Linked DNA regions of Homo sapiens: region 2 is linked to region 1. The links are chromatin contacts, found by Hi-C in ENCODE. All regions are on one chromosome and are shown on one strand. The core of a region is the stretch at or near the end of the contact, and the rest is flanking DNA. Distances in the headings are between cores, read along the strand shown. Region 1 holds the start of ZNF683 (zinc finger protein 683). Region 2 holds the start of PIGV (phosphatidylinositol glycan anchor biosynthesis class V).

The links. Hi-C counts contacts between places; a loop is a spot of excess contacts on that map.
Region 2: a map of natural killer cell shows a loop between it and region 1 (5-fold over the local background). The contact joins the promoter of PIGV here to the promoter of ZNF683 in region 1. A Hi-C loop is called at or near these places in 1 of 168 maps with a recorded cell type or tissue (natural killer cell).

Annotation. Positions count from the first base shown.
Region 1 is chr1:26,371,319-26,375,753 of GRCh38, forward strand. ZNF683 (zinc finger protein 683) reads right to left here and starts at 1,432. Exons shown (of 6, transcript NM_001114759.3): 1 at 1,351-1,432.
Region 2 is chr1:26,785,926-26,790,069 of GRCh38, forward strand. PIGV (phosphatidylinositol glycan anchor biosynthesis class V) reads left to right here and starts at 2,025. Exons shown (of 4, transcript NM_017837.4): 1 at 2,025-2,343. RefSeq lists enhancers at 795-944, 1,465-1,904, 1,951-2,777, 2,465-2,664, 3,472-3,601 and a silencer at 1,955-2,164.

The DNA of each region.
Region 1 (4,435 bases), core at 182-2,681:
GCCAGGTGAAGTGGCTCACATCTGTAATCCCAGCACTTCAGGAGACCAAGGCAGACCCATCTCTTGAGCCCAGGAGTTTGAGATCAGCCTGGGCAACAAAGCAAGACCTCATCTCTACAAAAAATACAAAACTTAGCTGGGCATGGTGACTTGCACCTCTGGTCCCAGCTACTCAGGAGGCTGAGGCAGGAGGATCACTTGAGCCCAGGAATATAAGGCTGCAGTGAACTAGGATATTGCCACTGCACTCTAGCCTGGGTGACAGAGAAAGACCCTGTCTCTTTAAAAAAAAAAAAAATAGACATAGCAAAATGGGTGTAAGGCATGACTAGGCCAGGTGTGGTGGCTCACATCTGTAATCCCAGCACTTTGGGAGGCTGAGGTGGGCCAACTGCTTGAGCCCAGGAGTTCAAGACCAGCATGAGCAACATGGTGAAACACCATCTCTACAAAAAATACAAAAATTAGCCAGGCATGGTAGCGCATGCCTGTTGTTCCAGCTACTCAGGAGGCTGAGGTGGGAGGATCACTTGAGCCAGGGAGGTCGAGACTGCAGTGAGCTGAGATCATGCCACTGCACTCCAGCCTGGGTGACAGAGCGAGACCCTGTCTTAAAAAAAGTTAATAAATAAGGAAAAGACATGTCTAGATACAAAAAGGGAGACCTCATAGGCCAGAAAGTGGCTTTTTAGCCTGAGCAATGTCATTATTCTTGTGAGCATGAGAAGAGGCATCACCCCTGCGGCCTTACACAAATTCTGGTGTGCGTGAGTCTGGCCCAGGGTGCAAAAGCCCCAACCAGCCATCAATCTGCACCCCAGCCACGCCACCCTGGTGTCCCAGAATATACAGGGACATCTCAGGCTGTGCACCATGGGCTGGGGCATGTTCCTGGGGTTTCTCTGCCAGCTCAGCCCCTAGGGCTGTGACTCATCCTCCACATAACTGATCCCAACATGTTTGTGAGCATCTCAAGGACAGGGTCCTCTGTCTACTCATTTTGGTTTTCCATGTAGACATCTGTCAGGTTTTTTTGGACGCCCAGCCTCTGAAACTTTTCCCCTACATGAGTCTTGAGGGAGGCAAAAGGTACCTCCCATTATAAAAGCCGAAATGGCCAAATACTTAATTCCAACCTCCCTCACCAGCACTTCATGCAGGCATACATGGACTAGGTCGATCAGATGTCCCCACCCAGAAGGGGTGACCCGCACACCTTTGGCTTCCATCTGCCAGCTCTGCCCTCTCCTGGCATCACACTCTGCTCCCAACTCTCAGAACACCTTGCACAACTTCTCTGTTAGAAAAAAATAAAAACTACTTCCCCTCTATCCGCACTTCCCAACCTACTCTGGTGATCATGGGCTTTCCTTGGCTTGGGTCTCTGGTCTGGGTCAAGGCATCTGCTCAGGTTCCTCAGTTAGAAGACCATGGTCCTCCCTTTGTGCTACCTCCCCAGGGCATGTGGGACAAAGTGACATCACATTTAGGCCTGTGACATCACAGGGCATGGAGGCTGACAAGACAGATGATCTGGGAGACGAGAGCAAGGAAGGGCTTGGCAGGCAGAGGCTGCTCCATGTGGGAACCTGAGGGAGTCTGTCTTAGCCCACCTCCTGGGACATTTCCTTGCCAAGCCGAGTCTTGTGAGCATGAGAAGAGGCATAACCCCTGTGGCCTCACACAAATTCTGGTGTGCGTGAGTCTGGCCCAGGGTACAAAAGCCCCAAGCAGCCATTAATCTCCACTGCAGCCCAGTAGACTAGCAGATCAGAAGCTAGTGCCACTGGCTGAGCGCAGTGGCTCACGCCTGTAATCCCAGGACTTTGGGAGGCCGAGGCGGGCAGATCACTTGAGGTCAGGAGTTCAAGACCAGCCTGGCCAACATGGTGGGACCCCATCTCTACAAAAATACAAAAATTAGCCAAGTGTGGTGGCACGTGCCTGTATTTCCAGCTACTTGGGAGACTGAGGCAGGAGAATTGCTTGAACCCGGGAGGCGGAGGTTGCAGTGAGCTGAGATGGCTCTGCTACACTCCAGGCTGGGCAACAGAGTGAGGCTCCATCTCAAAATAAAATAAAATACAATAAAAAAAGCCACTGGTCCTGAGGTGGCAGGTCTGTGGAAACTCCTCTCTACAACAAAGGCTGTGGTACCACATCCGGCTTCCAGGGCAGTGAAGGAAAGAAGGGGGTTCAGGGGAGGCTGCAGAATCTGTGCAGGGCTGGTCCTGGGGTGTGATATTTGGCCATGGTCCTGTCTACTTCCAGCCTCCCTTGATCCATCCTATTCTCCAAGCCTTGCTCTCCAGCCTTCTCAGACCTCCTGCGAGCTTTTCTAACATCTTTTAAACAAATTCCTTCTGCTTAACTCCTCCTGAAATGGTTTTTGTAGCTTACAACTGATAATTCTGCATTATACATGCCCAGAATAGAAGATAAAGTAACAGGGTTCCAGCTGGAATTGTCCAAGGAACAGAGTAAATAGCCACCTTTACAAACAGCTTTCTTGCTGTGTCTGGCACTGTGCTAGGGGCTTCATAAACTTTATCTCATTTAGTCTTCACAATAAGCCTGTGTGGTGGATTTTATTATTAGCAGCTCATCCAGAGTCACACAACAAGTAGCCAAGAGCTCTTTAGTGGTAAACCTCAGACTCTGCCATCTCTTGGCCATGTCAGCTTCCCCCACTACGACAGCCACCCCCTCATTTCTTTCTTTCTTGCTCTCTCTTCCCACATGCTGTTCCCAGTCCTTCCCCCAACTCCTCAGTGGCCCCCTCAGTATCCTTCAGCGTAATGGAGGGGCTTAGTTCACCAAAACTCTACTCCCTAAAAGGAAGAGCCCTCTCAGACCCCCAGGCCACAAGCCCGCCTCCCCTGCTGTCTTGCTGGGAATCACAGGGAAGTGAGGGGCACCGAGTGAAGTTTCCTCCCCTCCAAGGCACTTCCCCACACACCTTTGGCTTCCATCTGCCAGCTGTGCTCCCTCCTGGCATCACACTCTGCTCCCAGCTCTCAGAACACTTTGCACAACCTCTCTGTTAGAAAAAAATAAAAAAGGAAATGGCCTTGGAGATTTCCAGGTCTCCAATCCTGAAAGCTCCCTGGCTTGGCTAGGAAATGCCCCAGGAGGTGGGCTGAGGACAGACTCCCTCAGGTTCCCACGTGGAGAAGCCTCTGCCTGCCAAGCCCTTCCTTGCTGTCATCTCCCAGATCATCTGTCTTGTGTCATCCATGCCCTGTGATGTCACAGGCCTAAATGTGATGTCACTTTGTCCCACATGCCCTGGGGAGGTAGCACAGAGGGAGGACCATGGTCTTCTAACTGAGGAACCTGAGCAGATGCCTTGACCCAGACCAGAGACCCAAGCCAAGGAAAGCCCATGATCACCAGAGTGGGTTTGGGAAGTGCGGACAGAGGGGGAGTAGGGAGCTGACTCCAGGTGCAAGGGGCACATTCGGGAGGCCTCTGAAGAGGAGGTGCCTCCACATTAGGGGACAAGAGCTGGAGGGGCTGGGTCCTTGGGCTCCCGGTGCTCACTGCACACTTTCTTCTTCCTTTCGTTAGTTGCAAAATAATACATACTAGTGGTAAACATTTCAAACAACAGAAAATGTAAAAACGAAAAATGGAAGCTCCTCCTCCTTCGCAATTTCCCAGTGGTCAATGTGAATTGTTTAGTGTTTACCCTTCCAGACATTTTTCTATGAACCAACAAACAGGTAAATTGATTTTTTTAATTGCTTTTTTTTTTCCTAAGGAATGAAGTGACTTATTGAAAATGAAAGTACACTCTGCAGTGTGGGAGCAGGCCTGAGCATAGGGGCTCAAAGGCCCCATTACAGAGTTTTTGAGAGTTTAAATACCTTCTGCTTGTGGTACGCCCTATGTAAATGAAGAGAATGAAGTAAAGTTACAATGTCATGTACTCAGGGAGAAGCTATTTCCTGTCAGAGCTGAAGTGTGAATTGGCCTTATGTTTCCTGCCTCCAGCCCCTATTTTCCTGCCTCATCTCCCCGCTAAGAGATGTGATTGTGGTCCCCGTAAATCTTCACGGGAGGCAGAGGGACCGATGGTCTTTTTCCTGGGACTGCTTCATGCTGGCATGGGGCGTAGTCCCTACTTATTGGGGATCATGGAACCCTCACCTTGTTCTGTCTAGTGGAGGCAGGGTAGCTTCTTGATGGCCAGGGGTGGTGTCTTCACCTGGACTGGCTGGAGCCTTTGTTGCATGATCATCTGAAGCTTGATGGCCTCCTTTTGCTGGTATGCCAGGTTTCTGGGCTCTCTTTCCCTGAGCGGCCCTTCCTCCGGGCTGGCTGGCCAAAATATGTCACTGGTGGGGGGTGTCCAGGTTCTTGGCATCTTGAACAAAGAATTGGACAAAAAGCAGAAACAAAGCAACGAAGAAATGAAGGGATTTATTGAAAA
Region 2 (4,144 bases), core at 775-3,274, 420 kb after region 1:
CAAAGAACAGAAATGATGTAACCCTCTTAAATCCTAAGCTTCTAGAATAGTAATGCATTGCTTGCATTGTTCTGGTTAGGGATTTGTATGTGATATTGTTTCTTGGTGATGTGGGATATGTGCTTCTTAATGGAAATGGCTGGGAAGTGTGGAGTCTTTCTGGAGCCTGGGATATGGCTCTTTCTCACTTGCTTTCCACAGTTCTGGTAGCTCAGCTGGCTCCCTGGGTAGATGCAGGCTCCATCTTAGCTGCAGACTCTACAAGAACACTGAGAGGCTGCCTCCGTCACTACTCAAAGCCTTGGAGTCCCAGAATCCCCTCCTATCCCACCTAGCCTTCTTCCAATCTGAAACCAGGGAGTCAGGGCTTTGAGAGCACAAGATTCAGCTTCCTTGTTTTCCTGTCAGAGCAGAAGTCAGAAAATGAAACAGGAAACAGAGCGGAAGAGGAGGGGGTTGGGTAGCAGAGAAGGAAAAGAGAAATTGCAGGAAAGTACAGCTGAAAATCTGGATAAAGTTCTACCTCTACAGGGTGACAGCTGAGCTTTTAAAAAACATTCTGACTTGTCTTGAGAGACCCCTGGCCTTTTTACAAATAGATTTTTGAGAGAATTTGATGTGGACAGAGGGAACCCTGAGAATGCATGTCTTTTTTCCCCTTGTGAATTTACAGAGCAAGGACAGTTCATTTCTCAGTTTTGTCTTTGCAGAGAGAGTGCTGCTTGGAGCCTCATGGTGGACTTCTAGAGATTCAAGTCACAGCCTTAGGCCCCAGTCACAAGTGTGTCCCCAGGCTTTGCCACGTTACTCACAGGCCTCTGGAGCTGAGAACAAGTGCGTGGCACTGAAAAACCTGGGGGAAGGGCCATGAAACTCCATTTTTTCCCCCTTCTCCAACACACAACGACTAAATATGATTTGCCTTTTCTCCACCTTGCACACAACAGATATCTGAAGGCAATTTAGGTCTCAGGGCCTGAAATGAGTTACAGAGTCAAGAGATACAGTCCCAGGCCCCCACAGACTGATGTGGGCTGGTCTTCGCCTGGAGAGGTAGCAACCATCTCTTTGTTCCCACCCACATGAGTAGCCGTTGCAGAAGATAAACCCCTCCCTGAGCCAGGCTGTGGCCAGAGGCTAACCCGGCCCCTGGCTTCGTTTGGAGGGCAGATAACTGAAACCACATAAGGCTTTGGAATCCTGAGAAACAAGAAATCCACCAACGGAGAAGGATTTATCATCTGTTTCCTTTAAGGAGGGTGCAAAGTTGTTCTAACAGTTTCCGTTACAAGGGTACAAACTGGCCGCTCCCCCCAATAGACGGTTTTGTTGAGTTCGCCTCTTTTTTTTTCTTCTTTTTTTGGCCCCACTTCCTATGAGAGAAACTGCTTGGGTGAGGGAGGTGAAAGGAGCCCTGGAGGGTGTTCTCTGAGGTTTTCTTCACCATCCTCATTAGCCACCTGAGGTGGGGCTGAGGACTAAAGTAGGACAGAAGGTCTCTGGTAGATAGAGGAGGGGAAAATCAGGGGGATCCCCCACTTTCTTCACACCCAGGACGCAGGGTGCCGCTGCCGGCCACAGAAACCCCAAGAATGTTTTTCTTTGGCTATTCAGAGGACATCTATTGTGTGTCAGGCCCTGTGCTGAGCTGTTGTTGCCTGACAGCAGGAAGAGCGCGGCTCTGGTTTCTGTGAAGAGGCTGCGGGTCAGCCTCCGACTACAAGAGCCTCGGCCCACACCGGGAACTCAGTGAACGTCAGCGGGAGCTGGGGCAAGAGCACTGACTCTGAGACAGCAGCCTCCGCTCACTATTTGAAGGCGGGGTGGCGGGGGGCCTTGAAGGAGAGCGAAGTGCGAGAGAACTCTTCAGGTGTCACCAAGGTGGGAAGGTGCTACGAGGCGAGGCGCCGAGCGGCGACCCCCATCCCGCTCGCCCGGAGTCAACATGGCCGCCGCGCAGGGAGGCGGGGCTGCTCCAAGTCCGGGCAGGAGCGGGGCGGGGACGCCGTCGGCGGAGCCAGCGCGCAGGCGCGGGCCGCGTGGGCCCCGGATGGAGGAGCTGAGGTTCGGTCCCCGCCGGGGAGGTCGGGACGGGCAGGGGCTGAGGACCCCGCGCCAGCTTGGGAGCCCTGGAGTTCTGGCGGGAGGGAAGCTGTCAAATGGAAGCCGGTAGAAATGAGACAGACGCCCGGAGAAGCGGGGAGCCCCGCCCCTCCGCCATAGCAGCCTCGGGCGCCGCCTCTTCCTTTCCAGCCTCCCGCCCTCGTCTGCTTCCGGCCCTGTGGCCTGGTGGGGCTCTGCAGGCTCCCTCGGGAGTGGTCCTTGGGCCGTGGCCCCTCTGGGGTGAGCGTGGATGATTAGTACCCAGAAGGGACTGTGTCCAAAAGGAGCCGGCCAGAAACGGGTTGCGGACACGGCTGGGCTGACAGAAGGCAGCCCCCACGAGGCCTTTGGCTCTGAGGACCCTGGGTCAGAGCGACTTCTCCAGCCTGCGCAGGGGGTGTTAGTCTTACCCAGAGGGTCCAGAGCTGCCGTTCAACAGGATGTCCCAGATTCTCAGATAGGGCCCAACTACCCTAAGCATACCTAGCAAGGGCAGGCTGCGGCATGGAAGTACTGGGCTAGGCGTTTGGGTGACCTGGGTCATAATCCTGGCTCGGAAAGGGCGCGTACCCTTTGGCGAGGGATGCGGGCTGGTACCGTGAGGTTTAAGAAGCAGAAAACATGACAGCCTCTTTAAGTAGCCCTGGGTACGTCACTTGACCCCAGTGAGCCTCAGTTTCCATATCCATAAAATGGCGATGGTAATTATACTAGCCTCACAGTGTCTGATGAGATCTCTGGAGCCTATTTATCTCACGGGAAAATTTTTGAAGAGTGAAACTAGTTGATCTGTAAGTGTCCTGCCAGTTAAGAGTCTGTGATTTGGCAAAGGGGTTGTTGGGAAGTGAGGTGGGCAATTAGCTGAGAGGGAGAATTGACTAGCTTTGTTTTTACTTGGTTTACCTGTAAGCAAAGTGTGGGCTACACACATCTGTAGTCGCTGAGGCTAGAGCTTGACTCGAGAGAGGAAAGGAAGAATGCAAGCATGGTCAAGTGGCAGAGGTGGGTTAGGTGCTTTTCTGATCCCAGCTTCTCTTCTGCATGCGCGTGGGAAGCCAAGGAAGAGGAAAAAAGAGTGAATTCGCCCTAGGATAGGGAAGGAGTAGCCGCGTGAGGTTGAGTATGCCCATTTCCGTGATTTCTCTCGATTCAGCGAGTCATACGTTGGAAACGTTTAGATTCACAAACTATCGTTACTGTCTGGGGCTTTCAGAAGCTTGCCTTTGAACCGAATTTTCGTGAGCCAACCGGTGTGGAATTGGGGGCCCCTCCCTTCCTCCAGGCCTCCTGGCGATGGAGTAAGCAGCAGGCGCCCCCTTGTGCCAAGGAAAGAGTACTGTTGCCATTGGCCAACTTGGCTCCCTTTCTGGGGAAATTTTATTTTCCTGTGGCTTCTGTGACTTTGTCGTCTTGCTCTTGACATGAGATATGATGGGAAGAATACTTGGGGCACTGATTTCATATCTAGAGTCAGTGAACTGCTGATGCTGTATCCTGTCCCTACCACTTCCATTCATTCAGAACACAGGTTTAAGATGCCTATTTGTGTTCTAGGCCCTGGGATATAGTTGTGATGTAAAGCCCCTGCCCTTAGCAACTTAAATAAGCAATAGCAATAACGGCAATAGGGCAGAATGTAATGAGGGCATAGCACACTGTCTAGTGAGGATCAGAGAATTCCAGAAACAAGTGATACAGGTTTTTTAGGTATTCGCCAGATAAGAGAAGAAAAAGAGTCTTCCAGCCGTCCTCCTTAAATTTCTCAGTTCAAATTTTTTTTTTCCTTTTAGGCATAGTTCTTCATCCCAAATTGATGAGCTGCCTCTGATGCTTTTGCTTTCCTTTCAAATTTCCCAGGCTGGTGTTTGAAAGTTCTTGAGGAGCCTTTATGACTCCTTTTAGCTCAAGGAATTATAAAAGATGCCTTAAGGTGCATTCCCTGCCTCGGAGTGGCTTTGCGATTGTTTATACGTTGCTACCATCCCAACAAAGAGATGGCAAATAACAGTTTTCTCCATCCCTGGTAGTCTACTCTGTCTTC